Regions from separate parts of the Homo sapiens genome. Here region 1 is linked to region 2. The links are chromatin contacts, found by Hi-C or POLR2A ChIA-PET in ENCODE. All regions are on one chromosome and are shown on one strand. Each heading gives the region's core, a stretch centred on a gene start or an enhancer-like site at or near the end of the contact. The rest is flanking DNA. Distances are from core to core; before and after follow the strand shown. Region 1 holds the start of LINC01191 (long intergenic non-protein coding RNA 1191). Region 2 holds the start of LINC02936 (long intergenic non-protein coding RNA 2936).

Region 1 (3,065 bases), core at 148-2,647, 280 kb after region 2:
GAGGGGTTGGTTGTAAACATCCTCAATGGCACCTTTGTTTTATCCCACTAGTTGCCAAATACCTGTGATTCTGCACAGCGCTCCTGGAATGCTCAGAAATTATGACTGGTTACTCTGTCAAAGAAAGTCTTTGTTGTAGAAACTTCCTCATTTGTTCAGGCCTTTGGGTTCTAAGCCCTGAGCCATAGTCTCCCCCGGTTGTTTGCCTGTGTGGGCTAGGGAGGGTGACTGATGTTCACCGTGGGGTGACCACCTTGTCCTGGTTTGGCAGCTGCCTTCCTGCCTTTAGCAGTGACAGTAAAGCAAACCCAGGCGGTTGGTCATCTCGGTGCACTGAGCTGTACACACCAGGGACAGTGCTGGATCCTCACGCAGGTTCAATGAGCTGGGCGATTTGAGGTGGTAGATGCCGTCTTCACATGATTAATCATTTTGTTCTTGGCATTTTCCTAGTAGGTCTCCCTGCTTCCTTTTGCCAGAAAAGGTAAAGTTCTGGAGAAAGAGGTTTTTTCTTGGCTTTTGAGTTCAGGCCTTACAGAGGTAAAACCGAGTAGATGTGGGAGAACATGTGGTAAACAGATACAACTTTCCCGGGATGGGGAGAGAAAAATAGTGAAACTCCATCTCCACTAAAAATACAAAAACTAGCCCGGCGTGGTGGCACGCGCCTGTAATCCCAACTACTTGGGAGGCTGCGGCAGGTGAATCACTTGAAGCCGGGAGGTGAAGGCCGCAGTAACGCTGTTCCCTGCATTGGATGAAGTGCTCCCCACCAAACTCTCTCACCGGAGAGGGTGGGATCTGCGGGCTCCCTGGGTGGCTTGATTTCGACACCCTGTGGGCTGCCTTCCACTCTGGTACTTTCCTCTGCCTGCTGATGCTTGAAATTCCTTGAACCGGCCACACACACCTGCTTTCTGGAATCAGAACACTGGAAAGGCTTCCTGGGACGGGAGAAGAGTGATTTACATTCCTGCCGAGGTGTAAAGCTGCGGATGGCAGGTTCTCTCCTGAGAACCGGCTTCAACTAGGAGGAGGAGGTTGGAAGCAGGACCCCGAGCTGACCTGTTGACCAGGAGAGGAGTAAGCAGAAGGGAGGCAGGAGCGGGCGGAGGAGAGAAGGCCGGGGAGCCGGGATGGGGGTCACCGCCCCCGGGGAGCCGGGATGGGGGTCACCGCCCCCGGGGAGCCCGGATGGGGGTCACCGCCCCCGCCCCCGTGATGCCGAGCTGAAAAAGACAGTCTCCAGGTAGGATAATCCGTCACACTAGATGCATATAGCTTCATGCAAGAAGAGCGACTGTTGCGCTGTCTTCTACCCCCTTTGGCCGCGATCCCGTGACAATGCCGGCATCCGGGCACCAACTGGCTTTTGCGAACCGCTCTCCGCTCCCCGCCCGGATTCCGAAGCCCGGAGCCGTTTACAGTTTGAGGCGCCGTGTGCCGCCCCCTGGTGGCCGGAGGCCGTTACTGTCGCGGCTGAGGGGGCGTCCCGGTGTATCCGCAGCGCGCCCTGGCCGCCCTCTGGTGGCCGGAGGCCGTTACTGTCGCGGCTGAGGGGGCGTCCCGGTGTATCCGCAGCGCGCCCTGGCCGCCCCCTGGTGGCCGGAGGCCGTTACTGTCGCGGCTGAGGGGGCGTCCCGGTGTATCCGCAGCGCGCCCTGGCCGACCCCTGGTGGCCGGAGGCCGTTACTGTCGCGGCTGAAGGGGCGTGTCCCGGTGTATCCGCAGCGCGCCCTGGCTGCCCCCTGGTGGCCGGAGGCCGTTACTGTCGCGGCTGAGGGGGCGTCCCGGTGTATCCGCAGCGCGCCCTGTCCCGCCATATACATTCCGTGCTTTTCAAACACCCGCCGTGGGCTAAGCATGGGACCCACGTGGGGCGGGGACACACGGCGATAAAGAGCCAGGCCCTCGCTGCCAAGGAGCTTTCCCGTAACACCGATGCATCAAACAAAAGGTAGTAAAAGTGCCTGGGTTTTTGCGTTGAAATATCTTTCCCTTCAACTCCCCACAAGGTGCTTTTACTCCCCGTCATCACCACCGCCTGCCAGAGGCAGTAAACTTGGGTCCAGCGGGCCCCTGTCAAGCTGCATAACCACACAGTGAGAGGCTGTCTAGAGAAAGGCGTTTGTTCAGGAGCAGAGCGTTGCAACGGTAACACGCATGTCATAGTAAACTGTGCATATTCGAGGAGGCAGAGGAAGAAAGGAAGAGGAAGGTTTTCAAAGAGAAAGTAAGGAGGATTTCATAATTGTTTTCAAATGGTTATCCTTGGCTACAGAGATCAATAACAAGGGGTTGCCAGTCCAAGGTTAGACAGGCAGTTGCTGGGCGAATGTCCTTGTGGAGGTTTTTTTTTGTTTTTTTTTTTTTATATATATGTGTAAGGCTGTGATGGCCTTTGTGCAAGGTTATGGTTTTGTAGAGCCTTTTGTGTTAGTTTTTGTTATCAGGCATACAAGTGTGGGAGTGCTTTCTTCTTAGCTTTCCCTAGCTCTATTTGTCAAGTTTTTTTTGGTTTGTTTTTTGTTTTTTTTTCCCAAGATGGCGTCTTGCTCTGTCACCCAGACTGGAGTGCAGTGGCACGATCTCGGCTCACTGCAACCTCCACCTCCTGGGTTCAAGCGATTCTCCCGCCTCAGCCTCCTGAGTAGCTGGGAGGTGCCCGCCACCACGCCCAGCTAATTTTTGTATTTTTAGTAGAGACGGGGTTTCACCATGTTGGCCAGGCTGGTCTCGAACTCCTGACCTCAGGTGATCCGCCTGCCTCAGTCTCCCAAAGTGCTGGGATTACAGGCGTGGGCCACTGCGCACAGCCTGAGTTTTTTTTTTTTTAAAGAAAAAACATTAGTAACTCCATTTTGATTCTTACAACTTCCACACCACCTAGCACTTTATCTCCAACCCTCGGGGACAGCTGGTCTTGTAGACTCTGGCAATTCTAGACAATAACCTCACAGACAAACCATGATTACTCATTTCCCTGGGGCATGGCTGCTCTCAGCCCTTCTACATCCCCAGTCCTACTTATTTGCTTATCTCCTGGCCAGGCAAACCTCCTTTCC
Region 2 (3,169 bases), core at 559-3,058:
ACTTGAACTCAGGAGTTCGAGACCAGCCTGGCCAACATGGTGAAACTATGTCTACTAAAAATACAAAAATTAACCAAGAATGGTAATGTGCTTCTGTAATCTAAGCTACTTGGGAGGCTGAAGCAGGAGAATCACTTGAAACCCAGGAAGTGGAGGTTGCAGTTAGCCGAGATCACACCACTGCACTCCAGCCTGGGAGACAGAGCAAGACTCTGTCTCAAAAAAAAAAAAAGACTATCTTACTCACCACTGTATTCCTTGAAGCTTTGCAAATAGTAGGTATCCACTCAAATATTTATCAAATTAGCACATTCAATTAGAGAACTGCTGTTTAATATGTTTACTTTTTTACAGGAAGATTTTAAAGAACATTTAACATACTCATTGGGGAAGCAAAATTAAGATACAAGAAGAATTAAAAATCATAGCAAATAGCAAAGATTCCTACTGAGTAAAATATGGGCCAGGCACGGTGGCTCACATCTGTAATCCTAGCACTTTGGGAAGCTAAGGCAGGCAGATTGCTTGAGGCCAGGAGTTCGAGACCAGCCTAGGCAAAATAGCAAGACCTCATTGCTACTAAAAATCAAAAAACTTAGCCAGGCTTGTTGGTGTGCACCTGTAGTCCCAGCAACTTGAGAGGCTGAGGTGGGAGAATCACTTGAGCCCTGGTAGTGGAGGTTGCAATGAGCCAAGATCATGCCACTGTACTCCAGCCTGGGTGACAGAGCAAGACCCCATCTCAAAAAAATAAATAAATAAAAATAAAGTATAACTCAAAGTTTAATGAATCTCTTTCTCTCTCTCTCTCTCTCTCTCTGTAAAAATAAGCATGTCTTGACCTTCATCTCTCTCCCTGGATATACTCAACAGATCTTAAAGTAAAACTTCACCAAAGGGAAACAATGTGTCACACGACTCACGAGTTACAACCCCTATTGTTACAGTCCATATGCTAAAAGCAAGGATTTTTCTAATTATGGAACAAATTAGCTTATGTAAATTCTTAGGCGTAGGAAAAATGTATTTCCCTGCTTATGATTAAAAGCCAACAAAATATAATTCCAATTTTAAAACAAATCCCCTTACCAAACCCCAACAGCAAAGTGCTGCCCCTACAAACCTCACAGCAAATAGAGAGTCCTTATTCTCAGTGACTAGCAGCTGCCTCTTTTCTCACTCCTCTCCAGCTTCAATTAACCTAATGCCCTCTGAGACATTTTGGCAGTAATTGCAAAGCTTCTTCCGGTTTGGGAATCTAATTTAATTAGATTGGCGAGACTTGATTTTAGATGTTTCTCCTCAATACCAATTCAAAACTTAATACTTACTTTGCTTTTGTTTCCTGGTAATAACTGGTTTACGGCCCTGAGAAGAAAAACTGGGGCCAATAAAACAAGCTGGATTAGCCTGGTTCTTCACTGACTCCACAATTGGCCTACCATTTGTGCAAAGTCCACTCCAGGAGAAAAATGCTTTGAAGGTGGGACTCTAACATCCTAATGTGTCCGGACTCAGTGGGTTCTCGGTCTCACTGACTTCCAGAATGAAGCCGTGGCTCCTCGCGGTGAGTGTTACAGTTCTTAAAGGCGGCATGTCCGGAGTTGGTTCCTTCTGATGTTCGGAGTTTCTTCCTTCTGGTGGGTTCGTGGTCTCGCCGGCTCAGGAGTGAAGCTGCGGACCTTCACCGTGAGTGTTACAGCTCATAAAGGCAGTGTGGACCCAAAGAGTGAGCAGCAGCAAGATTTATTGCAAAAAGCGAAAGAACAAAGCTCCCACAGCTCGGTAAGGGAACCCCAGCGAGTCGCCACTGGGGGCTCGGGCAGCCCGCTTTTATTCTCTTATCTGGCCCCACCCACATCCTCTGATTGGTCCATTTTACAGAGAGCGAGTGGTCTGTTTTGACAGGGCGCTGATTGGTGCGTTTACAATCCCTGAGCTAGACACAAAGGTTCTCCAAGTCCCCACCAGAGTCAGGAGCCCAGCCGGCTTCACCCAGCGGATCCCGCACAGGGGCCACAGGTGGAGCTGCCCGCCAGTCCCGCGCCCTGCGCCCGCACTCCTCAGCCCTTGGGTAGTTGATGGGACTGGGCACCGCGGAGCAGGGGGCGCTCTGGCCACACAGGAGCCCACGGAGCTGGGAAGGCTCAGGCATGGCGGGCTGCAGGTCCCGAGCCCTGCCCCGCGGGGAGGCAGCTAAGGCCCGGCGAGAAATCGAGCGCAGCGCCGGTGGGCCGGCACTGCTGGGGGACCCGGCACACCCTCCGCAGCCGCTGGCCCGGGTGCTAAGCCCCTCATTGCCCGGGGCCGGCAGGGCCTGCCGGCCGCTCCGAGTGCGGGGCCCGCCGAGCCCACACCCACCCAGAACTCGCGCTGGCCCGCAAGCACCGCGCGCAGCCCCTGTTCCCGCCCTCGCCTCTCCCTCCACACCTCCCCGCAAGCTGGGGGAGCCGCCTCCGGCCTCGGCCAGCCCAGGAAGGGGCTCCCACAGTGCAGCGGCGGGCTGAAGGGCTCCTCAAGTGCCGTCAAACTGGGAAACCAGGCAGAGGAGGCGGGGAGAGTGAGCGAGGGCTGTGACGGCTGCCAGCACGTTGTCACCTCTCACTAATCCAAAGACTGAAGATTAATTGTTGGCCAATATTGCTTCCTTTGTGGATCCGTATCAGTCTAGTATAGAGAACACTAGACTGACAGTCAGAAAATGTGAATTTTGTCAGCAGCCTAGATGTTAAGAAACATGGGGCATATAAGGGTGGTCAGGTAATTTAATGTCTAAACTATGACACTTTTGAAACTGAAAGGGGCACTATTCATGATTGTCCTAGGACAGCAGGTAGAAACTGGGACTGTCCTTGGCAAACCCGGACACCTGGTCACCCTAGAGACCCTTGAAAAATGATGCTGTGGGCCGGGCGCGGTGGCTCACGCCTATAATCCCAGCACTTTGGGAAGCCAAGGAGGGCGGATCACGAGTTCAAGAGATCGAGACCATCCTGACCAACATGGTGAAACCCCGTCTCTACTAAAAATACAAAAATTAGCTGGGTGTGGTGGCGTGCGCCTGTAGTCCCAGCTACTCGGGAGGCTGAGGCAGGAGAATCGCTTGAGCCCAGGAGGTAGAGGTTGCAGTGACCCGAGATCTCGCCACTGCACTCCAGCTTGGGCGACA

What was found. A loop is a pair of places that touch in the nucleus more often than their neighbours do. ChIA-PET counts read pairs that join two places held with the same protein, here RNA polymerase II (POLR2A). Pooled maps may share reads with other maps.
Region 1: a loop to region 2 is called in a map with no recorded cell type, with 3 times the contacts of the local background. The contact joins the promoter of LINC01191 here to the promoter of LINC02936 in region 2. A Hi-C loop is called at or near these places in 4 of 37 single-sample maps with no recorded cell type and 5 of 50 pooled maps. POLR2A ChIA-PET finds 5 or more read pairs at or near these places in 3 of 52 experiments (HEK293, activated CD4-positive, alpha-beta T cell and activated T-cell).

The regions. Positions count from the first base shown.
Region 1 is chr2:113,978,172-113,981,236 of GRCh38, forward strand. It overlaps LINC01191 (long intergenic non-protein coding RNA 1191), which reads left to right and starts at 1,398. Exons shown (of 2, transcript NR_148509.1): 1 at 1,398-1,957. It overlaps LINC02992 (long intergenic non-protein coding RNA 2992), which reads right to left and starts at 1,813. Exons shown (of 1, transcript NR_034130.1): 1 at 1-1,813. RefSeq lists an enhancer at 1,266-1,415 and a silencer at 1,506-1,695.
Region 2 is chr2:113,702,366-113,705,534 of GRCh38, forward strand. LINC02936 (long intergenic non-protein coding RNA 2936) reads right to left here and starts at 1,809. Exons shown (of 3, transcript NR_186169.1): 1 at 1,332-1,809. It also overlaps a transcript of SLC35F5 not described here.